Linked DNA regions of Homo sapiens: regions 1 and 2 are each linked to region 3. Evidence: chromatin loops called from intact Hi-C (ENCODE). Cell type or tissue: OCI-LY7. All regions are shown on one strand. Links, peaks and the distances in the headings refer to the core of each region. The heading gives the core; the rest is flanking DNA.

Region 1 (10,734 bases), core at 4,028-6,527, 400 kb after region 3:
CTTTTCTCAGCGGCCGCAGGGCAGGGGGCGGGGCCGGGTTTGTTTCTGTTTCTAAAACGCGGGGCTCAGTCGACCAGGAGGGGCGAGGTCCGGGGAGTCCCGGCCTTTCGGCGTCCTCTGCCGGATCCCGGGTTTATGGTCACCTCTCCCTCGGTTAGGGTGTCCGTCTGTAAATCTTTGGCGATCCTCCCTTCGCTCTTCAGTGGCGACACTTGGGATGGCGGGGTGAGGAAGGGGTAGTGAGGGAAAGGCCTTTGGTTTTGGTCTTTCCCCTCCCCAAGAGACTGTATTCGTGTATTCCTGTATAATGAAACGTAATGTGGTAAACCTTGGTGCTGCCACTTGCTGAGGTTACCTGAGTGCTACTCACTTGGATACGTGAAAGGAATTTGCCATTCCTTCCACCCGTGATCTTGCACTTGGCTGTCAATGCAGTAAGGGCCCATAGTGGGTGTTTAGAAGATATTGTGGGAGTAGATGTTCAAAATCGAGGAAAATGCTAATCTCCAGCGGGGAAGGTTTTGTTCCTTAGTGATAGCCAATAGAAGTTAAAGCACTTCTATTACCAGTGACCACAACCATTCCCTGTCATTCTCCGTTTCATTTATCTGGTTCCGACCATCATTTTCTATCTTTCCACTTCACTCCCTCTGGGACACCAACTTTGGCAGTGCAGTCCCCTCATTCTACCTGGAATCCATTGTTCTACAAAATCTTCACTGTCCCACACTTCTTTGGTGTTTCTTTCTTATCCTGAATACCATTAAATTACTTCATTGCCTAACTCTTCATCGGTAAAAACTACAACTTCGACTACATTCAAATCTGTAGCTGAACATGACTGGAGAAAACTATACACCCGGGTCGGGCGTGGCTCCCAGCATTTTGGGAGGCCAAGGCGTGAGGATCACTTGAGGTCAGGAGTCCGAGACCAGCCTGGCCAACATGGTGAAACCCGGTCTCTACCAAAAATAGAAAAATTAGCCGGGCGCGGTGGCTCACGCCTGTAATCCCAGCGCTCTGGGAGGCAGAGGTGGGTGGATCACGAGGTAAGGAGTTTCAGACCAACCTGGCCAACATGGTGAAACCCTGTCTCTATTAAAGATACAAAAAATTAGCCGGGCATGGTGGTGCACGCCTGTAATCCCAGCTACTCGGGAGGCTGAGGCAGGAGAATCGCTTGAACCTGGGAGGTGGAGGTTGCAGCGAGCCAAGATCGCGCCACTGCACTCCAGCCTGGGTGACAAAGCGAGACTGTCTCAAAAAAAAAAAAAAAAAGAAGAAAGAAAAAAAGAAAAATTAGCTGGGCATGATGGTGCGCTCATGTAATCCCGGCTACTTGGGAAGCTGAGGCAGGAGAATCGCTTGAACCCGGAAGGTGGAGGTTACAGTGAGCCAAGATCTCGCCGTTGCACTCCAGCCTGGGCAACAAGAGCGAAACTCCGTCTCAAAAAAAGAAAAGAAAGAAAACAGAAAACTATACACCCATACTGACATGCCTCCCTGTAACTCCATCAGGACCATGTACCTTGAGTGGGCCCATAATGCTGCCCAGCAAACACATTGTATTTGCCTTCTCCATTTACTGTTCTAAATGAATATTTCATAACTCCTATAACCTCCATTGCCTCCTTTGTCATCCTGACTCTCAGCTTGCTTCTTCATTTAGAAAATTAAAGCAGAGGCTGAGATGGAAGGATGGCTTGAGGCCAGGAGTTCAAGACAAGCCTGGGCAACATACCCCCATCTCTAATAAAAATTTTTAAAAAACTAGCCAGGCATAGTTGTGTGCCTCTGTAGTCCCAGCTATAGGAGGTTTCTTGAGCCCAGGAGTTGGAGGATACAGTGAGCTACAATCCTGCCACTGTGCTCCAGCATGGCCAGAAAGACACCCATCTGGAAAGAAGGAAGGAGGAAGGGAGGACTTCCTCTATAATGACATCTCCCCACCTACCAGCATCTGTAACCACATATTTTGCCTTCCCTTCCTGTTACTATAAACTGTCTCTGAGCTTATGCAGAGACAACCTTTCTACTTCCTTAGAACACCTGCTCAAGGACATCATTCTAGCAATTCAATTATTTCCATTTTCAGTCTTTTCCCCTTTTCTCTTAGTACTGTATGTACTAAGCATACAAACATTCCCTCGACCTCCACTCTCTGCAGCTACTACTCCATATCTCTTCTCCTCTCACCCACAGCAAAACTCAAGAGTGTTTTAATTCCTTCTCTCTCATTCTCATATATATATATATATATATATATATATATATATATATATATATATATATATTTTATTGAGATGGAGTTTCGCTATTGTTGGCCAGGCTGGAGTGCAATGGCACAATCTCGGCTCACTGCAACCTCCGCCTCCTGGGTTCAAGAGATTCTCCTGCCTCAGCCTCCCAAGTAGCTGTGATTACAGGCATGCGCTGCCCTGCCTGGGTAATGTTTTTTGTATTTTTAGTAGAGACAGGGTTTCACCATGTTGGTCAGGCTGGTCTCGAACTCCTTACCTCAAGTGATCCACTTGCCTCGGCCTCCCAAAGTGCTGGGATTACAGGCGTGAGCCACTGCATCTGGCCTCATTAAATCCATGTTTTTCAGGCTTTTGCTTCTACTGCCTTGCTGAAACTGCTTTTTTCCGGGTTATCAATGGCATCCACATTATCTGTCTAATACTAAACTGCTATTTCTTTTTTCTGACACATAATCTTGCTCTGTTATCCAGGCTGGGGTGCAGTGATGTGATCCCAGCTCATTGCAGCCTCAAACTCCTGGGCTGAGGTGATCCTCCTGCCTCAGCCTCTCGAGTAGCTGGGGCCACAGGCTTGTGCCACCATGCCCTGCCAAATTTTTTATTTTTTATTTTTTGTAGAGACAAGGTCTTCCTATGTTGCCCAGGCTGGTCTCAAACTCCAGGCCTCAAGCGATCCTCCTACCTCTGCCTCCCAAAGTGCTGGGATTACAGGCGTGAGCCACAGCACCTGGCCTGAACTGTTATTTCTAAGCTTATTTGACTACTTGTAGAATTTGACCAATTGCTTGCTCCTTCCTCGTGGAAACACATTCTTCATGTGGCATCAAGGACGCCACTCTCTTGATTCTACCTATTTCACTAACTGTTCCTTTTCAGACTCCTTTCCTAGATGCTCCTCTTTTCCCCAACCTCTTGATGTTGGAGTGTCCAGAGTTCAGTTCTTGGTCCTTTCCATCTACAAACACTCCCCTGAGAATCTCACCCAGTCTTCTGGCTTTAAATACTGCATTGTTATATGCCGATCATCCCCAAATGTATACCTCCAGTCTAAGCTTCTCCCCCGAAGTCCAGGTTTATATATTCAACGGCCTATTTTGTATCTTAGATGTAACATGTCTGAAACTGAAGTCCTAACCTCTCTCCCCACACTTACTTTCCCCATCGCAGTTACCAGCACTGTTCCAGTTGCTCAGCCTCCTGAGTAGCTGGGATTACAGGTGCTTGCCACTACGCCTGGCTTATTTTTTTTGTATGTTTAGTAGAGATGAGGTTTCACAGTGTTAGCCAGGATGGTCTCAATCTCCTGACCTCATGATCTGCCTGCCTCGGCCTCACAAAGTGCTGGGATTACAGGTGTGAGTCACCGCGCCTGGCCACACTTCAACTGTTATTATTTACAAATTCCTGGTTATCTAAGTTATAACTGCTCATGACACTGATGTGCCACAGTAGAGAGAACTATTCCGAAGACTGATTATTTCCACTTTCATATCTAGAGGTCAGACCTCTTTTGCCGAGTTCTCAGCCTTTTATATTCAGTTGCCTCCTTGATGCCCCTTGGATTTCCCATGGACATCTCAAATTCAACATATCCAAAATGTTACCCCTCTCTATATAGTCTCACTATATACTCTCACATGTAGTCTATATCTGTGTGGACATCACCACTGTGGCCCAGTCTAGAAATCTAGTAATTACCCTGGACTTTTCTCTTTTAATCCCAACACCCAAATCTCATATATCCATATGGCAAAAGAAAGATGGCCACAAATTCTTTGACATTGTTCCCATCCAGAAGTGTAGCCTTCTTTGTCCCCTCCCCTTAAATCTGGAGGGTTCTGTAACTGCTATAAGGAATATAATACAGCAAAAGTGATGCTGTGCCAGCCTAGCTTAAGAGAGTCTACATCTCTCTTTGAAGACTGGCTATAGGGGAAGCAAGCTGCCATGTAAGAAATTTGGCTACGCCGGGGCCATCCTAGGCAGATTGCAGGGAGAGACCACACACAGAGACTCTAATTCTACTTGAAGTGAGAGATGCCTGGTAAGTCCCCAGGTCCCAGATATTTTGTAGAGCACAGATGAGTCATGACCACTGAGCCCTGTCCAAATTGCATATTAATGAGCTAAATACATGATTGCTATTTTTATTTTTATTAAATTAAATTAATTAATTAATTAATTTTGAGACAGAATCTCACTCTGTCGCCCAGGCTGGAGTGCAGTGGCTCAATCTTGGCTCACTGCAACCTCCAGCTCCTGGGTTCAAGTAGAGGTGGGGTTTTACCATGTTGGCCAGGCTGGTCTCGAACTCCTGACCTCAAGTGATCCACCCGTCTCAGCCTCCCAAAGTGCTAGGATTACAGGCATGAGCCACCGCGCCCGGCCTCAATGTACATATTTAATGTAGTAATGTTTTTTCATTTTTTTCTCAGAAAAAAATGTTAAATTGATGAGGCATGTTTCGGTTTTATAGGAATCTAGGAATTACATTTTTTGACAGTGAACACTTTTTAGCTTTAGATCACTGTCTTATCTCCAACATCCATCAGAATTCCGGGAACTTCACGTTACCTAATAAATGTTTGAGGAATAATTAAATGAATGAATAAGTGCATATATGCATTTTTGGAAAACTCAAATACCCTTTGAACTATTAATGTTCTGGGGGATGGTTATAACATAAATTGAATCATATTGCCATCTAGTGGTTAGGTAGTGACTTCGTTTAGAAACAAAATGCAGAATGTTACCAATATTGTGCAGCAAGTTTTATTTAAATACTTTTTTTTTTTTTCAGATGGAGTCTCGCTCTGTTGCTCACACTGGAGTGAAGTGGCGCGATCTCTGCTCACTGCAACCTCTACTTCCCAGGTTCAAGCGATTCTCCTGCCTCAGTCTCCTGAGTAGCTGGGATTCCAGGCACGCACCACCACACCTGGCTAATTTTTGTACTTTTAGTAGAGATGGGGTTTCACCATGTTGGTGAGGCTGGTCTTGAACATCCGACCTCGTGATCCGCCCGCCTCGGCCTCCCAAAGTGCTGGGATTCCCGAAGGCGTGAGCCACCACGCCCGGACTTTTTCTTTATTTTTTTTTTTTTGAGACGGAGTTTCGCTCTGTTGCCCGGGCTAGAGTGCAGTGGGGCATGATCTCAGCTGACTGCAATCTCTGCCTGCTGAGTTCAAGTGATTATCCTGCCTCAGCCTCCTGAGTACCTGGGATTACAGGTGCCCGACACCACGCCCGGCTAATTGTTTTATTTTTAGTAGAAACAGGGTTTCACCATCTTGGCCAGGCTGGTCTTGAACTCCTGACCTCGTGATCCACCCACTTTGGCCTCCCAAAGTGCTGGGATTACAGGTGTGAGCCACTGCGCTCAGCTGAACAATACTGTTAATTGAACTTTAAGCAGATTTTCATAACCAACTTGATAGCTACTCCTTGAAAGAAGAATTTGGTGGTTTAAACAAGTGTGGGAAATGATGATAAATAAAGTTAAACATATTTCTTTCTTGAAGAACTTTTCAAAGACATTAATATAATAGCTTTGTGAAGTTCCAAGAAGGCCTTATGCATGATACTGCTTTCCAGACTCTTTGACATACAGAATACTCTTTTCAAGGGGCAACTCATTGGACCATTGTTCTTTGAGAATATATTTTGGAAAACATGGCTTTACTTTCATTTTGCCCATAGGTTAAAAATATCAGCTGGGCATGGTGGCTCACACCTACAATCCCAGCATTTTGGGAGGCTGAAGCAGGAGGATTGGTTGAGCCCAGGAGTTTGAGACCACCCTGGGCAACATAGTGAGACTCCATCTCTACAAAAAAAAAAAAAATTATCCAAGTATGGTAGTGTACACCTGTAGTTTCAGCTACTTGGGAGGCTGGGGCAGGAGGATCCCTTGAGCCCAGAAGTTCAAGGTTATAATGAGCTATGACTGTGCCGCTGCACTCCAGCCTGGGTGACAGAACGAGACTCTGTTTCTAAAAAAAAAAGCAGAATTGTGGAATAAATGAAGTATGTCAGTGACTTCTCAATTCCGTTTTCAGTATTCTTTCTACCCACTTAGGAAACCACCATGACTTTAGACTCCAGGGCCTTTGAGGGGCCCTGAAAGCCCAGGGCTCCCACCTAGACTTGACCCTCCTGTGCTTTGGACTTATCCTTGGGAACTATACACCCTGGATTGTTTTCACCTTTCAGGTAATATTTTCTATAAATTTCTCTTTTTTTACTTTTTTTTTTTTTTTCTGAGACAGGGTGTCACTCTGTCGCCCAGGTTGGAGTGTAGTGGCCTGATCTCTGCTCACTGCAACCTCCGCCTCCCAGGTTCAAGTGATTCTCCTGCTTCAGCCTCCCAAGTAGCTGGGACTACAGGCGTGCACCACCACGCCCAGCTAATTTTTATATTTTTAGTAGAGACGGGGTTTCACCATGTTGGCCAGGCTGGTCTCAAACTCCTGACCTCAGGTGATCCTCCCATCTCGGCCTCCCAAAGTATTGGAATTACAGGTGTGAGCGACCATGCCTGGCCTTTTAAAAATTTTTTTTTAAATTTTTTGAGACAGAGTCTTACTCTGTCACACAGGCTGGAGTATAAGGTGCAATCTTGGTTCATTGCAACCTCCACCTCCCAGGTTCAAGCAATTCTCATGCCTCATCCTCCTAGTAGCTGGGATTTCAGGCGTGTACCTCTAACAACATTTTTGTATTTTTAGTAGAGATAGGGTTTCGCCATGTTGGCCAGGCTGGTCTCGAACTCCCGGCCTCAAGTGATCCCCCACCTTGGCCTCCCAAAGTGCTGGGATTACAGGCGTAAGCCACTGTGCCCAGCCAATTTTCTGTAAATTTCAATTATGATTCATTATATGATTAGTTAAATGTTACTTCTGTATCTTTGTAGGAGCTTACATGTAATTTAATTCACAAAATCAAAACAAACTCTTGCTAAGGTGGGCGAGGTGGCTCACGCCTGTAATCCCAGCAGTTTGGGAGGCTGAGGCGACAGATCACTTGAGGTCAGGAGTTCAAGACCAGCCTAGCCAACATGGTGAAACCCCACGTCTACTAAAAATATAAAAAAAATTAGCCAGGCATGATGGCATGCACCTGTAATCCCAGCTACTAGGGAGGCTGAGGCAGGAGAATTGCTTGAACCTGGGTGGTGGAGGTTGCAGTGGTGCCATAATGAGCCAAGGTGGCACCACTGCACTCCAGCCTGGGCGACAAAGCAAGACTCCATCTCAAAAAAAAAAAAAAAAATCCTCGCTTGAACCATATGTTCTGAGTTTTACTTCTGAAAATATGAATGCCTTACCTATTAAAACTAGCTCTGGTATAACTGGAAATGAGTTGACATTATAGTAATTCACACTGAGGTGCTGATGACTATAAAAACTTCATAAATTGCCTTTCCCAGAGGTAAGTCATGGCAACATACACTACCTTAACTGGTAGGGCATTGCCCCTCCTCCCTCTCTTGCTAATCAGTTGTGGGAGTCCTTTTCTACTGCCTCGGTATCATTTTCAACAGAGTGATTCAGAGAGCTATCAGCTGACTGGAATTGGCACGTTATCTATATACTCCACTTACCATCTCATTCAAAGGGATTAAACTCTAGTGGTGGAATTGGAGGCATCAACAAAGAACCAGATGTGCAGGTAGCCTCAGTAGGGGCAGTTAAGTTCATCTCAGTAAAATATGTTTAATATTAGTCTTTTTTTTTTCTTTTTTAAGATAGAGTCTCACTCTGTTGCCCAGGCTGGAGTGAAGTGGCACCATCTCCACTCACTGCAGCCTCTGTCTTTTGGGTTCAAGCATTGTCCTGCCTCAGCCTCCCGAGTAGCTAGGATTACAGGTGCTCACCACCACGCCCAGCGAATTTTTGTATTTTTAGTAGAGACAGGGTTTCACCATGTTGGCGAGGCTGGTCTTGAACTCCTGACCTCAGGTGATCCACCTGCCTTGGCCTCCCAAAATGCTGGGATTACAGGCGTGAGCCACCGCGCCTGGCCAATATTAGTCTTAAAAAACAAGGTGGGCCAAGCATGGTCTCGCCATGTTAGCCAGGCTGGTCTCGAACTCGAGGCGGGCACAGGAGTTTGAGACAAGCCTGGGCAACATGGCGAAACCCCATCTCTACATAAAGTACAAAAATTAGCCAGGTGTGGTGGTACATGCCTGTAGTATCAGCTACTCTGGAGGCTGAGGTGGGAGGGAGGATGACCTGAGCCCAGGGAGGTTGAGGCTGCAGTGAGCTAGCTGAGATCACATTACTGGGCAACAGAGACCCTGTTTAAAAAAAAAAAAAATCAAGATCAAAAGTTGATCCAGTAAAAAGGGTTATTTGCATGTATAGAGTCCAAAAGTGCTTTTTTTTTTAGACAGGGTCTTACTCTGTTACCCAGGGTGGAGTGCAGTGGCATGATCAAGGCTCGCTGCAACCTCTGCCTCCCAGGTTCAAGTGATTCTCCTGCCTCAGCCTCCCAAGTAGCTGGGATTACAGGCTCGCACCACCACGGCTGGCTCATTGTTTTGTATTTTTAGTAAAGACAGAGTTTTACCATGTTGGTCAGGCTGGTCTTGAACTCCTGACCTCAAGTGATCTGCCTGCCTCGGCCTCCCAAAGTGCTGGCATTACAGGTGTGAGCCACTGTGCCTGGCCTCAGAAGTGCTTTTTAATATAAAAGTGTACAATACAATTAAGAGGCTAGAAATTCAGATATTTGAGTAGAGATTCTCACCTATATCTAGACCATCTTGAAGTTGCACCCACTTCAAACCCTCCCTTCTCATTCGGTTCTGTCTTAAAACCTCAGGGCTATCACTTCCTTTGTTGCTGCATGATCATGGGCAATGCCAATCAATGTGCTCACGTCTTTATGTCTTTCTCTGCAAAATAATGATGGCAATAAATATCAGTTGAGAGATTTTTGCAGTCTGTTTCATTCTTTTCTCTTTTCATCTGCTCCTGAGAGTTTTTTTTTTTAATATCCTTCTCCTGTGCTACCCCTACAAAGAATAAAAAGCTTCAAATCATAAAAATAGGATGAGTTTTTAGAAGTATCACTCCTTCCTCATTTTGCCTGCCAAGTTTCAATTTGGTGCAGGTGCCGAAAGATGTTTATAGGCAAATAAAATAAGTCACTTCCACGTCTCAGAGCAAGGATGCTCAGTGACCCGAATAGGGGTTAGAACTTTGATGAGAGGCTCCAGTTTGAGGTCAGAGGCCAATGCTTTTCCAAACCCCCAGACTTTAGTCTTGTTTTGGCTTGCATTTGTCACTGCCCAAATCTTGCAAGAATTTCTGGCAATTAAATTAGTCAAAATGTGTGACTACAATTTCAGAGCTGGCAAAGCCTCTATGGGCAGCCACAGGTCCACACCCAGTGATTGTTTATATTTCTCTCGCATCCTCCAGGATCTTGCTTACGCACCAGTTTCTCTTGAGTAACGGTATGTGGAGCCAAGTCAGTAACGGTAATATTCCTTGTCTGCCTCCTTGGGCTGGTCCTGACGCTGGCCTCGACAATGCCAGGCTCTGGAACTATTTGTTTCTGAATTCCAGCCAAGAAGTCTAACAATTCTCTCCTTTCCTTTCCATCGCCCTCTTCTTCCTTACTAATGCCAAGTCTGGGATTTTCCTTGTCTAAAGACCACAGGGGCAAGGAAATGAACTTTCTTGGGATACCACAGACCACTTAACAGAAAATGTGCCCTTTGTTCTCATTCAAATGCCTTTTCCTTAAATGATATTTCTTTTCTTTTTTTTGAGACAGAGTCTTGCTCTGTCACCTAGGCTGGAGTGCAGTGGCATGATCTCAGCTCACTGCAACCTCTGCCTCCCAGGTTCAAGCGATTCTCCTGCCTCAGCCTCCCGAGTAGCTGGGATTACAGGCGTCCACCACCATGCCTGGCTAATTTTTGTGTTTTTAGTAGAGGCAGGGTTTCACCATGTTGGCCAGGCTAGTCTCCAACTCCTGACCTCAGGTGATCCCCCCGACCTTGGGCTCCCCAAATGCTGGGATTACAGGCATGAGCCACCGTGCCCGGCCTCCTTAAATGATATTTCTAAGGTTTCCTCAGATCTATCTGCACTAACTACTTGATTTTTCCTAGGTGCCTGTCAGAAGACTAAAAGGAGGCATTGGAATTCTGAATTTTCTGATTAGAAAGCAGTAGCTCACCGTAATCCCAGCACTTTGGGAGGCTGAGGTGGGTGGATCATTTGAGGTCAGGAGTTTGAGACCAGCCTGGCCAAAATGGTGAAACCCCGTCTCTACTAAAAATACAAAAAATAGCCGGGTGTGATGGCAGGCACCTGTAATCCCAGCTACTTGGGAGGCTGAGGCAGGAGAATCTCTTGAATCTGGGAGATGGAGGTTACAGTGAGCCAAGATCATGCCACTGCACTCCAGCCTGGGTGACAAAGCAAGACTCTGACTCAAAAAAAAAAAAAAAAAA
Region 2 (9,730 bases), core at 7,175-9,674, 80 kb before region 3:
GGAATGCAGTGGCACGATCTCGGCTCACTGCAACCTCCGCCTCCTGGGTTCAAGTGATTCTTCTGCCTCAGCCTCCCAAGTAGCTGGGACTACAGGCGCCTGCCACTCCGCCCAACTAATTTTTGTATTTTTAGTATAAATGGGGTTTCACCATGTTGGCCAGGCCGGTCTCAAACTCCTGACCTTGTGACCCACCCGCCTTGGCCTTCCAAAGTGCTGGGATTACAGGCATGAGCCACTGCACCCAGCCAACACTGAGAGATTTTAATGAGTACTTTTATCCACCTGACCACCATCATTACCCATCACCTGTCATTCTTCATCCACCCTACATCCATCCTTCATCCCCCCATCATCCACCCATCTATCCTTCATCCATCCATTCATCATGGAACCATTATCCATCCAACTATCATCCAGCCAGCCAGAAATGACCCATTCATCTTCATCTCTCATTTCCTCTCTCTAAACCAGTTCTTAATCTGGGGCCAAAGTCCTACCCACACATCCCTAGTCTTACTCACTTTTTTGGTGTCACTAACACCTGTACGTCACCAGTATAAAAATAAAATCATATTCAAAACAACCCCACAAAAAATGTCAAGCCTTAAGTGTCATTCAGCTGACCTTATCTCCTCAGAACAGAACCTCCAGCCTGAAGCCCTGGGCTCTTCCCAGGGGAGCAAAAGTGTGATCAAAACAGAGAAGAAAGATGAGGAATCAGGAAAGGAGGGGCCAAGAAAAAAACCTTCTCAGAAGATCACAGACCACTAGACTAGGGCTCCCGAAGCCCAGCCTCTCCTGAAAATTATTCAGACGTAGAAACAGGCTCAGAGGTCGAGGCAGGTGGATCAACTGACATCAGGAGTTCAAGATCAGCCTGGCCGACATGTTGAAACCCTGTCTCTACTAAAAATAGAAAAAAAATTAGCTGGGCGTGGTGGCAGGCATCTGTAATCCCACCTACTCAGGAGGCTGAGTCAGGAGAATTACTTGAACCCAGGAGATGGAGGTTGCAGTGAGCAGAGATCGCACCATTGCACTACAGCCTGGACGATAAGAGTGGAACGCTGTCTCAAAAAGAAAAGAAAAGAAAAGAAAAGAAAAGAAACAGGCTCAGAGAACAGAGAACTGAAGGTTTCGGGGCACTTGTTACTCTCTACCTTGGATTCTAATTATTAGAGTTTTAATTCTTTTCCTTGTTACAAAGATGGATCTTGTAGAACCTGTGTTTTATTCATTCCACAGCATCTAGCAATGTGCCTGGCATATAAAAGATACTTAGTATATATTTATTAGATGGATAGGCCAGTGCAAGATGGAGGGCTTGGTAGGTAGAGGGAAGGATAGTTGGAAAGGTGGCTAAGTGGATGATTAGATGGGTGTGTGAATAAATTAATGAATGTGTAGATGGTTAGTGCTATGAAAGGATGAAGAAGTATATGGAAATTGGATGGATAGATGGATGGATGGATGGATGGATAGAATTCACATTTTGGAACTCTTTTCTTCATCAATCCTATTGTAGGCCAAGCATGGTGGCTTATGCTTGTAATCCCAGCACTTTGGGAGGCCGAGGTGGGTGGATCATTTTAGGTCAGGAGTTTGAGACCAGCCTGGTCAACATGGTGAAACCCCGTCTCTACTAGAAATACAAAAAGTAGCCGGGCGTGGTGGCATGCACCTGTAATCCCAGCTACTTGGGAGGCTAAGGCAGGAAAATCACTTGAGCCTGGGAGGTGGAGGTTGCAGTGAGCCAAGGTCACACCACTGCACTCCAGTCTGGGCGACAGAGTGAGACTCTGCCTCAAAAAAAAAAAAAAAATCCTATCGTAAATAGCAAATCCCAGCACACTCATTAGGATAGCTTCTAGTTAAAAAAAAAAGAAAGAAAAAAAGAAAATAACAAGTGTTAGTGAAGGTGCAGAAAAATTAGGATATTAGTATACTGTTGTTGGAAATGTAAAATGATGCAGCCACTATGGGAAATAGATGATGGTTAAATTTTTTTTTTTTTTTTTTTTTTTTTTTTTGAGACGGAGTCTTGCTCTCGCCCAGGCTGGAGTGCAGTGGGGCAATCTCAGCTCACTGCAAGCTCCACCTCCCAGGTTCACACCATTCTCCTGCGTCAGCCTCCTGAGTAGCTGGGACTACAGGCACCCACCACCACGCCTGGCTCATTTTTTGTATTTTTAGTAGAGATGGGGTTTCACCATGTTAGCCAGGTCTCAATCTCTTGACCTTGTGATCCGCCTGCCTCAGCCTCCCAAAGAGATGGGATTACAGGCATGAGCCACTGTGCCCGGCCGATGGTTTAATTTTTAATAAAACTAAAAATAGGCCGGGCGCAGTGGCTCACACCTGTATTCCCAGCACTTTGCGAGGCCAAGACGGGCAGATCGCCTGAGGTCAGGAGTTCGAGACCAGCCTGGCCAACATGGCAAAATCTGTCTCTACTAAAAATACAAAAATTACCCGGGCATAGTGGTGGACACCTGTAATCCCAGCTACTCGGGATTCTGAGACAGAAGAATCACTTGAACCTGGGAGGCGGAGGTTGCAGTCAGCTGAGATCGTACCACTCCACTCCAGCCTGGGTGACAGGGTGAGACTCCGTCTCAAAAAAATAAAAATAGAATTAGCATATGATCTAGCAATCCTACTTCTGGGTATATATCCAAAAAAATTGAAAACAGGGTCTTTCCACACCCTTCTTCATAGCAGCGTTCTTCACAATAGCCAAACGGCAGAAACACCCTAAGTGTCGGACGGCTGGATACGCAAAACGTGGCACATGCGCAAAACGTGGCGCGCGCATACAATGGAATATGATTCAACCTTAAAGATGAAGGAAATGCTGACACGTGCTACACCATGGGTAAATGGGTAAGCCTTGAGAACATTATGCTAAATGAAGGCATAAAAGAACAAATACTGTGTGAATCCACTCATGCGGGGTACCTAGAATAGGCAAATTCATAGAGACAGAAAGTGGAATGGTAGCTGCCAGAGGCTGGGGGGAGGGAAAATGAGCTGTTGTTCAGTGAATACAGAGTCTCCGTTTTGCAAGATGAAAATAATTATAGAGATGGATGGTGATGATAACGTGAATATATTTAATATCACAGAACTATACACTTAAAATGTAAAGAAATGGTTAAGATGGTTTAAAAAATGGTTAATATTATGTGTATTTTACCACAATTAAAAAGAGTAATAGGCTGGGCATGGTGGCTTATTCCTGTAATCCCAGCTATTTGGGAGGCTGAGCCGGGTGGATCACCTGAGGTCAGGACTTCAAGACCAGCCTGGCCAACATGGTGAAACCCTGTCTCTACTAAAAATACACACAAAGAAATTAGCCAGGTGTGGTGGCGCATGCCTGTAATCCCAGCTACTCGGGAGGCTGAGGCAGGAGAATCACTTGATCCCAGGAGGCAGAGGTTGCAGTGAGCCGAGATCACGCCACTGCACTCCAGCCTGGGTGACAGAGTGAGACTGTCTCAAAAAAGCAAACAAACAAACAAAAAGCATAATAAACAATAGCAAATCCTGTAAGCCCTTCAAAGTCTATCTTGAATCTGTCCCCCCCTTTCTGTCTCTGTTGCCACCACCCTTGTCCAGGTCACCACCATCTCTTTCCTGGATTATTGCAATAGTTTCCTCAATGTTCTTTTTTCCAGCTCCTATTCTTGCCTCTTTTCCATCTGCTCTCCACCCAGAGTGACCTTTTAAAAAGCTTACTCAGTTGAATCATGAGACATTGGGAAAAGATACTAAAAACTTCCAGAGAAAGAAAACAAAAGAGAGAGAGAGAAAAAAAAAAAACAACAAATGAAACAAACAAAAAGCTAGGTTAATTATAAAAGAAATTTAAAGGAACATGGAGTGGTATCAGACTTCATAGGAAAAACTCTAGTAACCAGAAGACAGTAGAAAAATGCTTTCCAATTTCTAAGGGAAAAAATGATTTTCAACTTAGATTTCCATACACAGCCAAACTATGATTAATTAAGTGACAGCATAGAATAAAAGACATGAGGCAAAACACAAAATAAAACCATCACCACCACAACAAAAACCTCACCTCCCACACACCCTTTCTTAGGAGACGACCATGATAACAAATCTGTACAAAACATTTGCTATTTCCAGGCACTGTTCTAAGCATTTGACATACAGTAGCTCGTTCAGTCCTTACAGCCATCCTGTGAAGTTGGTATTGTCATGAAGAAGTTGAGGCACAGAGAGGTTGGAGATCTTGCCCATGGTCACCCGGATAGCAATGGAGGAGATGGGGGATGAGTTTCAGCAGCCTGGTTTCAGAAGAGTTCTTATCTCCTTGCTACATTTCCCCTCAGAAATATGGGGATGAGGCCCGGGGACAGTGGCTCACGCCTGTAATCCCAGCACTTTGGGAGGCTGAGGCCAGTGGATCGCCTGAGGTCAGGAGTTTGAGACCAGCCTGGCCAACATGGTGAAACCCCACCTCTACTAAAAATATAAAAATTAACTGGGCATGGTGGCACACACCTGTAATCCCAGCTACCCAGGAGGCTGAAGCAGGAGAATTGCTGGAACCCGGGAAGTGGAGGCTGCAGTGAGCTGAGATTGCACACTGCACTGCAGCCTGGGCAACACAGAGAGACACCGTCTCAAAAAAAAGAAAAAAAAAAAGGCCAGGCATGGTGGCTCACGCCTGTAATTCCAGCACTTTGGGAGTCCGAGGCGGGCAGATCACTAGGTCAGGAGTTCAAGACTAGCCTGGCCAACATGGCGAAACCCCATCTCTACTAAAAATACAAAAATTAGCTGGGCGTGGTGGCGGGCACCTGTAATCCCAGCTACTCAGGAGGCTGAGGCAGGAGAATTGCTTGAACCCAGGAGGCTGAGGCTGCAGTGAGCAGAGATTGCGCCACTGTGCTCCAGCCTAGGCGACAGAGTGAGACTGTCTCATAAAAAAATAATAATAATTAAAAGAAATATGGATATGAGAAAGTACAGGTAAAGAAAGGATGCCATGTGGCTCAGCTGTGAGTAATAGCCACATGGTCATAACAGTGGAAAATTCAAATACTGATTTAACAAATGTTACCATATAGAGTAATGAATTGGGGATGTGTGGAGAAATGTGAGTGTGTGTGTGTGTGTGTTGTGAATGACTAAAGTTGAATTCTGATTGTACAAGTAAATAAAATATATCTCTAACTGAAAAATCAAGCTGCCTGACACATCAAAGGCACTCAATAAATATTTGCCAATAAATAATGCTCTAAGTCTCTATTCCACATCTTCATTTGTACATTTACATAGCACTGGAATAGAAAGACTGGAGGCCGGGCACGGTGGCTCACGCCTGTAATCCCAGCACTTTGGGAGGCCAAGGCGGGTGGATCACAACGTCAGGAGATCAAGACCATCCTGGCTAACACGGTGAAACCCTGCCTCTACTAAAAATACAAAAAACTAGCTGGGCATGGTGGCACTCGCTTGTAGTTCCAGCTACTCGGGAGGCTGAGGCAGGAGAATCGCTTGAACCCGGGAGGTGGAGGTTGCAGTGAGCTGACATCACACCACTGCAATCCAGCCTGGGCGACAGAGCGAGAGTCCATCTCAAAAAAAAAAAAAAAAAAAAAAAAAGGCAAGGCGTGATGGCTCATGCCTATAATCCCAGCACTTTGGGAAGCCAAGGTAGGAGGATCACCTGAGGTCAGGAGTTTGAGACCAGCCTGGCCAACATGGTGAAACCCCATCTCTACTAAAAAATACAACATTAGCTGGGCATGGTGGTGCACACCTGTAATCCCAGCTACTTAGGAGGCTGAGGTAGGAGAATCGCTTGAACCTGGGAGCCAGAGGTTGCAGTGAGCCAAGATCACACCACTGCACTCCAGCCTGGGCAACAAGAGTGAAACTCCGTCTTAAAAAAAAAAAAAAAGATTGTAAATGTATTTAAATTTTCAGCACACACACATACACAGAAGGTTATTCAGATCATGGTCATGTCATTTCCCTGCTCAGAACTCCCCAGTGGCTTCCCATGGTGTGTATGATAAAATCCAAATGCCTGCCATGGCCTTCGCCCTGCGTGAGCAGCTGACCCCTTTGGCTTCCCTTTCTGTCCCCTGCCCTGTGCTCACTGGCCTCTCTGGTCCTCTGTCAGGGTCCTTTCTGCTTTTGCATTTTCTGTTCCCTTTACCTTGAATACCTCTCCCCTACCTATGGTCACATGTGAATTACGAGTTCCTTCTCTTAGCTCAGCTGCCACCTCAAAGGCCTTCCCTGACCACTCAAATGAAAGCAGCCCCCCATGTAGACACTCCGCATTACATCTGCAGAAAATGGTCTCTTTGTCTGATTCTTTTTTTTTTTTTTTTGCTGGAGTCTCGCTTTGTCTGTCACCAGGTTGGAGTTCAGTGGCGCGATCTCAGCTCACTGCAACCTCCGCCTCCGGAGTTCAAGCGATTCTCCTGCCTCAGCCTCCCAAGTAGCTAGGAGTACAAGTGGGCACCACCACCTGTATTTCTAGTAGAGATGGGGTTTCACCATGTTGGCCAGGATAGCCTCTATCTCTTGACCTCGTGATCCACCCACCTCAGCCACCCAAAATGCTGAAATTACAGGCATGAGCCACCACGCCCCAGCCTATTTAATTCCTTATGTCCCCATCCCCTCGCTGGAGAGTGAGCTCTGTGAGAGCAGTGGCCTTGTCTGGTGCTCATCATGGACTCCCCAGAGCCTACAAGAGTGTCTGATACTCAGAAACTATTTAATGGATGGAATAGGGAGGAAAAGTGGATCAGATGGGAAGCGGCTGGCAGGATGGACGAGTAGGTGGGTGGATGGGAGGGTGAGTGCATGGATGTGGGGGTGGGTGGCAGATTGACTGTCCCCTGGGTCAGTGGAAAATAACCCAGTTGGTCTCTCACAGAGCCCTCTGTGCTTTTCCCACTCCCCAGCCGCTTTGTCCCTCCTGCCTTGAGGAATGCAGTGAAGCTAGCACGGGCCTCGTCCTCTGCACGTTACCTTACCTCAGAGATTATATGCCTTACCTCGCTGAATCATCACAGCCCTAGGAGGTAAGTATTTTCATGCTGTCAGTTTTATAAATGGGGAAATAGGGACTCAGAAAGGTTATGTTACTTGCCCCAAGTTTTCACAGCTGGTAAGTGATGGAGCCAGGGCTGGGCCAAAGCTTTTTCACTAAGCTTCAGTACCTAAAAATGTGGACAAAGAGGACGTGCAGGAATTGACAGAAGTGTGTGGGGGTCTCTATGGTTGAGTCTTCAGACGATACCTTCCAGCGGGTATAAAAAGGGACAGCCCGGCCGGGCGCAGTGGCTCACGCCTGTAATCCCAGCACTTTGGGAGGCTGAGGCAGGCGGATCACCAGGTCAGGAGTTCGAGACCAGCCTGGCCAACATAGTGAAACCCTGTCTCTACTAAAAATACAAAAAATTAGCTGAGCGTGGTGGCAGGCGCCTGTAATCCTAGCTACTTGGGAGGCTGAGGCAGGAGAATCGCTTGAATCCGGGAGGCGGAGGTTGCAGTGAGCCAAGATTGTGCCACTGCACACCAGCCCGGGCGACAGTACGAGACTCCGTATCAAAAAAAAGGGACAGACTGGGCGCGGTGGTTCACACCTGTAATCCCAGCACTTTGGGAGGCCGAGGCAAGTGGATCACTTGAGGTCAGGAGTTTGAGAGCAGCCTGGCCAACATGGTAAAACCTCATCTCTACTAAAAATACAAAAATTAGCCAGGCATGGTAGTGCACGATTGTAATCCTAGCTACTTGGGATGTTGAGGCAAGAGAATCGCTTGGACCCAGGAGGCGGAGGTTGCAGTGAGCCAAGATTGGGCCACTGCGCTCTAGCCTGGGCAACAGAGCAAGACTGTCCTAAAAAAAAAAAAAAAAGAAAAGGACAGCCCAAATGCCCTGATTGGCAGTGATTAAGAGTGGGACAGAGCCAAGGCCGAGGACACCTGGGAACACTGGTGGAGTCTCTGGAGGAACTAGGGGTTCATGACCAACATGGGGTGCCCAGGCATCCAATCAGGAGTCATTCCTAGAGTCCCACCTGAGATATAAGGAACCTGCTTGGACCCTGAGCCACGAAAACACATGCTTTCTCTAAAGTGCTCACTCCATCAGGCCCAGCCCCAGGCTCACTGGTTTCCAGCTATGTGGGCAGCGCCCTCATATTACAGGAAGGAAAACTGAGGCTGCAAAAGGCCCAAAGGAAACGCACCCAAGCCCAGTGAACTGAAGAGGGATTGGGCCAGGGAGAATGCGTCCTTGTTGGAGGAGGCCTGACAGCACTGTCTGTGGTGACCCGAGCCACCAGGGGGCGCCTGTCCCAGGGCCCAGCGGGACCTCCTGGAGTCCTGGAACCGCTTGGGAAGGTGGGTGCGTGGTCTCTGGGTCCCCCAGACCGGGCTCTTCACTCTGGTAGGGAGAGCTGGGGATGGAGTTGGGGGAGGGGGACTTTCTCTCTACATTGCCTGGGTTTCCCACCAAGAGGATGTGTTTTTTACATAATTACAAATAAGCTTGAAGGAATTAAAAAGGATATTTTAAAGGCTTTCTAGCCCTGAAAGATTCTAAAAGATGCCTGTGCGTTCCCAGCTGTGGCCTGGAGGCATATCCGCCTACCCCTGGGATATGGCTTCCAGTCTGAGTTCCGGATGAATCTGGGGCCCTAAATGTGGACCAGGCACATGTGGATCCCTAGCTGGGCCCATCAGGTTTAGACCGCCACAGGTGCATCTGCAGAATGGAGCTACAGGCATGACTGGCCGCAGGGGTGGCCTTCAGGAGTGACACCTTCCTAGGCTGTGGGCCTCTGCCCTCTGAGGTGCAGACACCCCAGTCGCTGGTCTGCCCGGGTCCCAGACGCCCTGAGGAATTCCCCAGTGACGACTCACCCACTGACTAGGCCACCTCGCTTTGGGTCAGGGATGTCTACATCAATAAGCCAAGATCCACTTTGGGCAACCTCCCGCAGCCCCCTGCTCAGGTCCCAGGCACCTAATGCCTCTCTCCCATCCCCTGAATTTGCTCCAGGACGGAGGCTGGGCTATGGGGCAGACAGTCAGACCCAGAAGGACTGGACAGACAGAAGGACACCCTGGCCCAGGCCTCTTCCTCCCACTTCAGCAAACTGGGGGCCTCGGCCTCTGCTGAACAAGAGGTTCTCATAGGTTTTCCTTCGGCCCAGCAGTTCCCAATTAGGGGTGATTTTGCCTCCCGGGGGGATCTGCCAATGGGTGGAGACATTTTTGGTTGTCATGATTGGCCATGGCCCTGGCATGTGGTAGGTAGAAGCAAGGATGCCACTAAGCTTCCTACGGTACCCGGGACAGCCCACCCAGGAATCATCCCACCCAAAATGTCAGCAGTGCCACAGTTAGGAAACCCTGCCAACCACACATGGCAGGAAGTGCGGATGTGCCGGCGGGGAGTTTGGGACAGAGAGTGACGAGAACAGAGAGGAGGAGGTGGGTAGTTAGGCAGGGGCAGAAAAAAAAGCACAGGACCTGGAGCGGACAGACCTGGGTTCCACCCAGCAGCCGTGTGACCTTGTGCAAGTCTCCTAGCACCCTAAGCCTGTTTCCTTGTTTATAAAGAAGACCACAAGGACAGAACCAGCAGATAACCATGGAAGAAATGAACCCCGCACCTTGACACACTGCAGAGGCTCCATAATGGAGGCTCAGGTGTGGGGGTG
Region 3 (10,734 bases), core at 1,783-4,282:
CTCAGCCTCCTGAGTAGCTGGGATTACAGCTGCGCACCACCACACCTGGCTAATTTTTGTATTTTTAGTAGAGACGGGGTTTCACCATGTTGGTCAGGCTGGTCTGGAACTCCTGACTTCATGATCTGCCCACCTCTGCCTCCCAAAGTGTTGGGATTACAGGCGTGAGCCCCCGCACCTGGCCCACAATAAATGTTTAAAAAGGACACAGTCACACAGAAGAAGAGCACGTGAAGACACAGGGAGAAGATGGCTATCTACAAGCCCAGGAGCAAGGCCTTAGAATGAAACCAACTCTGCCAATTCCTTGATCTTGGACTTCTAGCGTCCAGAACTGTGAGAAAATAAATTTCTGTTATTTAAGCCACCTGGTGTCTATGGACCTGTCTATTGTGGACCCTTCACAGGAATGGAATCATACAATATGTGGTCATCTGTGACTGGCTTCTTTAACTTGGCATAATGTTTTCAAGATTCAACTATGTTTTCAACCGTATCAGAACTTCATTACTTATTGTGGTTGGTTAATACTCATTGTCTGGATATACATTTTGTTGATTCAGCAGTTAATAGGCATTTGGGTTGTTTCATTTTTGGCTACTATGAATAATGATGCTATAAAAATTCATGTACAAATTGGGCTGGGCACGGTGGCTCACGCCTGTAATCCCAGCACACTAGGAGGCTGAAGCAGGCAGATCACTTGAGCCCAGGAGTTGGAGACCAGCTTGGGAAACATAGCGAGACCCCATATCTACAAAAAATACAAAAAAAAAAAAAAATTAGCTGGGTGTGGTGGTGCACAGCTGTGGTCCCAGCTACTCGCGAGGCTGAGGCAGGAGAATCGCTTGAGCCTACAAGCTTGGACTGCAGTGAGCCGCAATCATGTCACTACACTCCAGCCTGGGTGACAGAGCGAGACCCTGTTTCAAAAAAATAAAAAATTCATGTACTAGGTTTTATGGGGACATGTTTTCATTTCTCTTAGGTATATGCTTGGAGCAGAAGTGTGAGTAATATGGCAACTGTTACATTCTGGTACCTGCCTACCTGTCTGCCCCAGGGCCTTTGCACCTCCTAATTCCTTCTCTGTTCACCACACCCACACTCTGCCTCGTAAGTCATAATTAGGATGAATCAGCATATTATCCTCTCATTGAATTACACTGCATTCTGATACAGGACTTATCTCTATAATTTTATTTTGAGACAGGGTCTCACTTTGTCGCCCAGGCTGGAGTGCAGTGGTACAATCTAGGCTCACTGAGGCCTCGACCTCCTGGGCTCAAGCCACCCTCCCACCTCAACCCTCGCAAGTAGCTGGCATTACAGGCAATGCCACCATGCCCAGCTAATTTTTATATTTTTAGTAGAGACGGGGTTTCACCATGTTGGCCAGGCTGGTTTTGAACTCCTGTGCTCAAGTGATCCGCTGGCCTGGGCATCCCAAAGTGCTGGGATTACAGGCGTGAGCCACCACGCCCAGCCTCTCTATAATTTTATATTAGTGAGGTTGTTTGCTGAATGTCTTTATTCTTCACTCAAATGAGGTCATATGGCTGGGCCCTAACCCAGGGCAGGACTTTGTCTCCTTCATTACTGACTGTATTCCCAGAGCAAGGCCCGGCACACTGTGGCCCCTCAATAAATGTCAAATATCGGTGAATGGGGAAGAAGCGGAGGAAAGACGGCTTCACCGGGAAATTCAGAGCAACTACACGGCCTGCTTCCTGAGAGCCCAACGGGTCAGAGGGGACGCTCTGGGGGTCAGAAGGCAAATGCCCCAGGCTCAACAGAGGCAGAGTGGGAGCAGGCTCTGGGACAGGTGGCTGGGCAAGGCCACCTGGACTCCCCAAAGGAGTGCTCCTAAGCCTGGGAAAGGGAGGGAGAGCTGGCTGGGGTCTTCTCTCATCTCAGGGAGGCCTGGGTTGATGCTGAGCTGCAGATGGGAGGGAAGCTGGGCCCACAGCGAAGGTGTGAAGGGCCAGCAGATTCTCCCCACTCCAAGGCCCAGACACTATTCACATTGAGTCTCTGGCAGGAAGGAATGGAGGAAGGGCGGCCTGCATCTACACCCCAACAGAGTTGGGGACCACAGCCTTCCTCTTTCCTGGGGAACTCAAATGACCTCAAAACTTGAAAACTTGATGGGATCAAGCTGTCCTTTCCCTGAGACAGGTCTTTGCTCATCTGACTTCAGTGATGGGAATATGCCCATACTCGCTTATTCTAGGTAGCAGAGTACCTTATGTTTCCTTGAAACATTTCATTTCTTCTTTATTATTATTTTTTTTTTTGAGATGGAGTTTTTCACTCTTGTCGCCCAGGCTGGAGTGCCCGTGGTGGTGAGAGGTGAAGCCAGCTGGACTTCCTGGGTGGAGTGGTGACTAGGAGAACTTTTCTGTAGCTAACTAGAGGTTTGTAAAATGCACCAATCAGTGCTCTGTAAAAACACACCAATCGGTGCTCCGTAGCTAGCTGGAGATTTGTAAAATGGACCAATCAGCACCCTGTAAAATGGACCAATCAGTGCTCTGTAAAATGGGCCAATCAGCAGGACATGGGTGGAGACAAATAAAGGAATAAAAGCTGCCTCCCCGACCAGCCCATCCCCACCCCAACAAGCCAGCAGCAGAAACCCGCTTAGGTTCCGTTCCACGCTGTGGGAGCTTTGTTCTTTTGCTCTCCACAATAAATCTTGCTGTTGCTCACTCTTTGGGTCTGCACCACCTTTAATAGCTGTAACACTCACCACAGAGGTTTACGGCTTCATTCTTGAAGTCAGCGGGACCACGAACCCACTAGAAGGAACCAACTGCGGACACAGTGGGATCTCGGCTCACTGCAACCTCTGCCTCCTGGGTTCAAGCAATTCTCCTGCCTCAGCCTCCCAAGAAGCTGGAATTACAGGCGAGCACCACTACACCTGGCTAAGTTTTGCAGTTTTAGTAGAGACGGGGTTCCACCATGTTGGCCAGGCTGGTCTCGAACTTTTGGCCTTAAGTGATCTGCCCGCCTCAGCCTCCCGTGAGCCACCATGCCCGGCCTCAAAAATTTCATTTCTGAGCACGTTTTCCAGAAATCAGCGACTGTAGTTAGGTTAAGGGCATGCTCCTCTATGGCAACGACTGTGGTTTACTTGTCTTTGTACTACTAGTAACTAACGGCACGGCCCCTGGCAAGGTAAGAGGAGACCAACAGAGAATCCTATTTAACATTCTAACATTTTCTGAGTTAAGCATTTCTTCCAGTTTACAAATGAGGAAACAGGCATGGAGAGGTAAGGTGACCTGCCCAAGACTACACTGCCATCTGCTGGTCCTAGACAGCTGGGACCAGAAGCAGTGTGGTTGTAGAGTCTCGTTCTTTTTTTTTTTTTTTTTGAGATGGAATCTAGCTCTGTTGCCGAGGCTGGAGTGCAGTGGCGCAATCCTGGCTCACTGCAACCTCCACCTCCCGGGTTCAAGCGATTCTCATGCCTCAGCCTCCTGAGTAGCTGGAATTATAGGTACGTGCCACCACTCTTGGCTTTTTTTTTTTTTTGTATTTTTAGTAGAGACGGGCTTTCATCATGTTGTCCAGGCTGGTCTCGAACTCCTGACCTCAGGTGATATGCCTGCCTCGGCTTCCCAAAGTGCTGGGATTACAGGTGTGAGCCAACACACCTGGCCAGGACTCCCATTCTTAACCATTATACTGTACTAGAAAGGAGGCGAGGACAAGGGAGATGGAGAAAGTGGAGAACAGAACAATAGTTTTCCGGAATTCATTGCGATCTTTACCTGAAGCACAGCAAAGTCACTGGGAACTTATCCAAAGCTGTAGCCTGGGTGGGCAGAAGGCATGTATTAAGGAGAGGGTAAAGAGTTAAGACTTGCTTACCAGTGCCCAGTAGATGAAAAGCCCTGGAAGGTGTTAGGGAACAGCCACAAAATGAAATGGTCTTTTCAGTGCCACTTAACCTCACAAGGTGGTGATACAGTCGGGGGATTCAGGGCTATCACCAGAGTGCCTGCTGGGCCAGGTACCAGCTGCACACCTCACATTTTAGATCCCTGTTTTATAATCAAAAGTAGAAAATTAAGTTTGGGCCTGAAGCAAGAGTCACAATCTGGCATGTGAGGACTAAATATTTCTGAGTTGGTTGGCAACATGTGTTATCTAGGAGATTTTACATAAAAATGTACATTTCCTTGCTTCTCTTGAAGAGTGGAAGCTTGGCCTGGTGCAGGGGCTCACTCCTGTAGTCCCAGCACTTTGGGAAGCTGAGGCGGGCAGATCACCTGAGCTCAAGAGTTCGAGACCAGCCTGGCCAATATGATGAAACTTTGTCTCCATGGAAAATACAAAAAATTAGCCAGGCATGGTGGCATGCACCTGTAGTCCCAGCTACTCAGGAGGCAGAGGCACGAGAATTGCTTGAACCTGGGAGGTGGAGGTGGCAGTGAGCCGAGATTGTGCCATTGCACTCCAGCCTGGGTGACAAGAGGAAAACTCTGTCTCAAAAAAAAAAAAAAAAAAAAAAAAAGTGGAAACTCACGCATGCTCAGACCTTGACTGCCTACCAACCACTCCAGTGGTCGGGGTCTGGCCCCAAGAGACCATGAATGTCTTACCAATTCATTCATTGGAACCATGCACCCCTGACTCCCTGTTCTCGCCTTGACACTGAAGCCAAATGCCACTTGTCTTATGCTGGCCTCCTTTCACATGAGTACATCACAGTTGCAGCCCCTGCTCCAGATGCATGACGAAATGTAACTGAAGGGGACAGTCCCAAGGTCCCTCTACCACGACTATCGGGATTCTTGGGAAGTCTCCCCATCTTACCAAGTTAGTTTCCCCAATTAAAAAGATATTGGCCGGGCGTGGTGGCTCACGCCTGTAATCCCAGCACTTTAAGAGGCTGAGGCAGGCGGATCACAAGGTCAAGAGATTGAGACCATCCTGCCCAACATGGTGACACCCTGTCTCTACTAAAAATACAAAAATTAGCTGGCGTGGTGGTGCGTGCCTGTAGTCCCAGCTACGTGGGAGGCTGAAGGAGGAGAATCGCTTGAACCCGGGAGGCGGAGGTTGCAGTGAGTAGAGATTGCACCACTACGCTCCAGCCTGGCGATAGAGCGAGACTCTGTTCCAAAAAAAAAAAAAAAAGATATCACCTCTCTGGCAAGTTTTCTGTGAAAATCAAATGAGATGATAAGATAACTTGCTTTGAAAAGAAGCCATTGAACTAACATCCCTCTATTGGCTTATTATTTACGGTAGTGAAAAACTAGAAAGAATCTGTGTCTGATAGAAGGGTGTTCATAACCATGAAGTGCTATGTAGACTCTAAATAAGGAAGCAGTAGATACCTGTGTACCCAGATGGAAGGGAGCCCAGGGCATAGTAACTTAAAAAAGCAAGCTGCAGACTGGGCGTGGTGGCTCACGGCTGTAATCCCAGCATTTTGGGAGGCCGAGGCAGGTGGATCACCTGAGGTCAGGAGTTCAAGACCAACCCGACCAACATGGTGAAACCTGGTCTCTAATAAATACAAAAAATTAGCTGGGCATGGTGGCGGGCACCTGTTAATTCCAGCTACTCAGGAGGCTGAGGCAGGAGAATCGCTTGAACCCGGGAGGCAGAGGTTGCGGTGAGCCGAGATCGTGCCACTGCACTCCAGCCTGGCTAACAAGAGTGAGACTCCTTCTAAAAAAAAAAAAAAAAAAAAAACAAGCTGCAAAACATTCTGTATATTACGGTGTGATTTTTATTTTATTATTATTATTATTCTTGAGACGGAGTCTCACTCTGTCACCCAGGCTGAAGTGCAGTGGCGCGATCTCAGCTCACTGCAAGCTTCGCCTCCCGGGTTCAAGCTAGTCTCCCGCCTCAGGCTCCTGAGTAGCTGGGACTACAGGTGCCTGCCAACACACCCGGCTAATATTTTGTATTTTTAGTAGAGACAGGGTTTCACTGTGTTAGCCAGGATGGTCTGGATCTCCTGACCTCGTGATCTACCCGCCTTGGCCTCCTAAAGTACTGGGATTATAGGCATGAACTACCGCACCTGGCCTTTTTTTTCTGAGATGGTTTCGCTCTTGTTGCCCAGGCTGGAGTGCAATGGCGCGATCTCGGCTCATTGCAACCTCCGCCTCCTGGGTTCAAGTGATTCTTCTGCCTCGGCCTCCGAGTAGCTGGGATTACAGGCATGCACCATCATGCCTGGCTAGTTTTGTATTTTTAGTAGAGACGGGGTTTCACTGTGTTAGCCAGGATGGTCTCGATCTCCTGACCTCGTGATCTGCCCGCCTTGGCCTCCCAAAGTGCTGGGATTACAGGCGTGAGCCACTGCACCCAGCCATTTTTTTTTTTTTTTTTTGAAACAGGGTCTCGCTCTGTTACCCAGGCTGGAGTACAGTGGTGCGATCATGGCTCACTGCAGCCTCAACCTCTTGGGCTCAAGCAATCCTCCCGCTTCAGCCTCCCAAGTGGCTTGGACTACAGGTGTGTGCCATCACACCTGGCTAATTTTTTAAATTTTTTGTAGAGACAGGTCTGTGTTGCCCAGGCTGGTCTCAAACTCCTGGGCTCAAGTAATCCTCCTGCTTCAGCCTCCCAAAGTGCTGGGATTATAGGCATAATCCGAGCTACCATACTCAGCATGATCTCAACATGATCTCATTTTTATTAACAAAAATTACTTATTTTTTGTGTTTATAAGGAAAAATCCGGCCAGGTGCGGTGGCTCACGCCTGTAATCCCTGCACTTTGGGAGGCCGAGGCTGGCGGATCACGAGGTCAGGAGATCCAGACCATCCTGGCTAACATGGTGAAACCCCGTCTCCACTAAAAATGCAAAAAATTAGCTGGGCGTGGTGGCGGGTGCCTGTAGTCCCAGCTACTCGGGAGGCTGAGGCAGGAGAATGGCATGCACCCAAGAGGTGGAGCTTGCAGTGAGCCGAGTTTGCGCCACTGCACTCCAGCCTGGGTGACAGAGCGAGACTGCGAGACTCCGTCTCAAAAAAAAAAAAAAAAAAAAAAGAAAGAAAAAAGCAAAATCCTGGAAGCATATGACCCCATCTGTTATCAATGGGCTGTGGGATGGGGCATTCGCTCACTTTTAACCATGACTTACTGTTGTTACTAGCGACTTTAATGAGTGCTTGCCAGGGGCAGTAGCTTGGCTATTTGTTTGTGCATTTATTCTTTTTTGAGACGGAGTCTTGCTCTGTCGCCCAGGCTGGAGTGCAGTGACGGCATCTCGGTTCACTGCAAGCTCCGCCTCCCAGGTTCACGCCATTCTCCTGCCTCAGCCTCCTGAGAACCTGGGACTACAGGCACCCGCCACCACTCCCGGCTAATTTTTTTTTTTGTATTTTTAGTAGAGACGGGGTTTCACCTTGTTAGCCAGGATGGTCTTGATCTCCTGACCTCGTGATCCGCCCGCCTCGGCCCCCCAAAGTGCTGGGATTAAAGGCGTGAGCCACCGCGCCCGGCTGTGCATTTATTCTTTTTGTAGAGATGGAGTCTCGCTATGTTGCCCAGGCTGGTTTTGAACTCCTGGGCTCAAGCAATCCCCCTGCCTTCGCCTCCCCATGTGCTGGGATTACAGGCATGAGCCACCACACCCGGCCCCTTTGGCTAGTTTTTGAGACAATCTCTCATCTTCCCAACTGTACGGGGCAGGTGCTTTTGTTTCCATTTAACAGATGAACAATCTGGGGCTGAGAATCAAGTAATTTGTCCAAGGTCACAGGGGTGCTGATGGTAGACTTGGTATTACCGGATTAGGGAATCCTTAAAACAAAGATTTCCCCAACATACTCTAAGCCTTTTGAAGAACCACCTAAATGTTTTGCATTTAATAAAAAAAAATTAAGGCCAGGCGTGGTGGCTCACGAGGTCAGGAGTTCGAGACCAGTCTGACCAACATGGTGAAACCCCATCTCTACTAAAAATACAAAAATTTGCCAGGCGTGGTGGCACGCGCCTGTAATCCCAGCTACTCAGGAGGCTGAGGCAGGAGAATTGGTTGAACCTGGGAGGCGGAGGTTGCAGTGAGCTGATACCATACTGCTGTACTCCAGCCTGGGCAACAAGAGTGACACTCCATCTCAAAAAAAAAAAAAAAATTCAAACCCTCACCTGATTTTGTAAACAAGTCATTGCTGTCAGGTGTTTCGGGCTCCAGGCACATCCCATTCTAGGGAAGGGCAGGTTAGTGGCACTCTCAGGGCTGAATGGCCACAGGTAGGCTCCCCTCACCTGGGTCCTTCCCTGACCGCCAAGGGGGAACCTCTAACAGCACAGGGCCCTGCTACTGAAACAGGTGCTGGCACCAACTTCAAGTGGCAGGGCCCCTGGTGAGCGGACTCAGAAGTTGTATTAGAATTCCTGTAAAGTCGCTCTGAGGGACTTGGCGGTCATTTGTGTTGGATGGTGACAGAAATGTCTACTGAATACTTACCCGCCAGTGTGTGTGGAATGGTGAGGCCTCCAGTGAGAAATGAAGTATGGCTCCTGTCTTCATGAAGCTCTGTCCCAGAGGTGGAATTTAAACCAGGGCACCCCAGGGTCCACCTTAGTGACCCCTCAAAGGAATATGTTCTACAGGACTACGGGGTCAGGTTGGCCTGCATGAAAACACAACTGTCCTACTTATTAGCCACATGAACAGAAGAACTGCAGCTTCTCTGTGCCTCAGTCTATCTTCCTATGCTACCAGTTGCTGGGAGGACGAATGCAGTGGCTGTGGCTGATTAATAAATGGTGGCTTTGTTTTCTTAAAAGCAGAATAGGTCGGGCGTGGTAGCTCACGCCTGTAATCCCAGCACTTTGGGAGGCTGAGGTGGGCGGATCACCTGAGGTCAGGAGTTCGAGACCAGCCTGGCCAACATGGTAAAACCCCGTCTCTACTAAAAATAGAAAAATTAGTCAGGTGTGATGCCAGGTGCCTGTAGTCCCAGCTACTCGGGAGGCTGAGGCGGGAGAACTGCTTGAACCCAGAGGGCAGAGGCTGCAGTGAGCCGAGATCCTGCCACTGCACTCCAGCCTGGGCAACAGTGAGACTCCATCTCAAAAACAAACAAGCAAACAAACAAAAACAGCAAACTGTCTAGAACAGTCCTGCCACTGCCTGTGATGATGGAAATGTTTTGTATCGGCACTGTCCAATAGGATAGCCACCAGTCACTTGAAATGTGGCTAGTGAAACCGAGGTACTACATTTTTGTTATTTTAAGAGGGAGTTTCGCTCTTGTTGCCCAGGCTGGAGTGCAATGGCATGATCTCAGCTTACCACAACCTTCACTTCCCGGGTTCAAGCAATTCTCCTGCCTCAGCCTCCCGAGTGGCTGAGATTACAGGCATGCACCACCACGCGGGGCTAATTTTGTATCTTTAGTAGAGACGGGGTTTCTCCATGTCGGTCAGGCTGGTCTCAAACTCCCAACCTCAAGTGATCCGCCTGCCTCGTCCTCCCAAAGCGCTGGGATTACAGGCATGGAGAGGTAAGGTGAGCCACTGGCTGGGCCCATATTTAGTTATTTAAACAAAAAAAGCTACAGTGCCTAGTGGGTAACTGTATTGGACAACTGTGAGTCTAGAAGCCTTCCAGATTCAGGCTGAGGCAGATAATATCGGCAACCAGAAAGAGGAGCTGGGAGAGCTGCAGAAACAAGGCTGGATTGGGAGCAGACAAGCTCAGAAGGATGAGGGATGGCAGGAGCAGGTGCCACAAGGCAGTGGGTGCTGCCACTAGCTTTCAAGTAGGAGGAAGAAAGGAGAAAATACCTCAGGATGTTGACTAAGTGAAGGCCAGACACAAAAGGCCACATATCCCATGACTGTATTTTAATGAAATGTCCAGAACCAGTAAAGATACAGACAGAGGTATATTTGTGGTTACTAGGAAATGGGAAAGGGAGTGAGGGAGAGGATGGGGAGTGACTGCTAAATGAGTACAGGGTTCTGAAAATGTTCTAAAATTAGGCTGCATTCATGGTTGCACAACTCTGAAACTCAGTGAATGGTATGCTTTAAGTGGATGAGTTGTGTTGTGTGTGAATTATATCTCAATAAACCTGTTTATTATTTTTTTCTTGAGACAGGGTCTCGGTCTCACTTTGTTCCCTGGGCTGGGACAGTGGCACAATCTCTGCTCACTGCAACCTCCGCCTCCTGGGTTCAAGCAATTCTTGTGCCTCAGCCTCCTGAGTAGCTGGGATTACAGCCATGCGCCACCATGCCTGGTTTATTTTTAGTAGAGAAGGGGTTTCGCTATATTGGCCAGGCTGGTCTTGAACTCCTGGCCTCAAGTGGTCCACCGACCTTGGTCTTTCAAGGTGCTGGAATTACAGGCATGAGCCACCACGTCATGCAATAAAGCCGTTTAAATACAACCCAAATCTCAAGAGGACTCAGATTAGTAAGACCCATCCCCACTAATGGAAAAACCTTGGGTAGAGCAGGCCAAGACCTGGGCCTGGAAAGTGTCGGGGACTGCGGGAAAGCCCTTCCTGGTTGTGTGAGTTCAATTTCCCATCCCAAGGCTGCCTTCAATTTATTTTTGAGATGGGAGTCTCACTCTGTCGCCCAGACTGAAATGCAGCGGAATGATCTTGGCTCACTGCAACCTCCGCCCGCCGGGTTCGAGATTCTCCTGCCGCAGCCTCCCGAGTGGCTGGGATTACAGGTGCCCGCCACTATGCCCAGCTAATTTTTGTATTTTTGGTAGAGACAGGGTTT

What was found. Hi-C counts contacts between places; a loop is a spot of excess contacts. Peaks named below come from ENCODE experiments on the same cell type or tissue, not always from the same donor. Only the 100,000 strongest peaks of a DNase experiment are listed, where the experiment ranks them.
Region 1: a loop joins it to region 3, with 10 times the contacts of the local background. A loop is called at or near these places in 4 of 110 quality-filtered maps.
Region 2: it touches region 3 in a loop (2.3-fold over the local background); 92 of 110 quality-filtered maps call a loop at or near these places.

Annotation. Positions count from the first base shown.
Region 1 is chr11:47,848,582-47,859,315 of GRCh38, forward strand. No RefSeq gene overlaps it. Among named protein-coding and RNA genes, the nearest start is that of NUP160, 5.6 kb to the left of the region's middle. RefSeq lists enhancers at 1-266, 1,729-1,778, 1,809-1,858. In OCI-LY7, for the core only: a CTCF peak has its summit at 4,986 (motif pointing left); DNase peaks (open chromatin) are centred at 4,980, 5,420 and 6,290; H3K4me3 peaks cover 1,027 bases; H3K27ac peaks cover 701 bases.
Region 2 is chr11:47,365,745-47,375,474 of GRCh38, forward strand. The region is part of intron 2 of SPI1 (Spi-1 proto-oncogene); the gene reads right to left. Among named protein-coding and RNA genes, the nearest start is that of SPI1, 7.9 kb to the right of the region's middle. RefSeq lists a silencer at 32-207 and an enhancer at 8,422-8,923. In OCI-LY7, for the core only: CTCF peaks have their summits at 8,334 (motif pointing right) and 8,542; a DNase peak (open chromatin) is centred at 8,347; H3K27ac peaks cover 942 bases.
Region 3 is chr11:47,451,080-47,461,813 of GRCh38, forward strand. No RefSeq gene overlaps it. Among named protein-coding and RNA genes, the nearest start is that of RAPSN, 7.3 kb to the left of the region's middle. RefSeq lists an enhancer at 4,334-4,833. In OCI-LY7, for the core only: a CTCF peak has its summit at 3,305 (motif pointing left); a DNase peak (open chromatin) is centred at 3,322.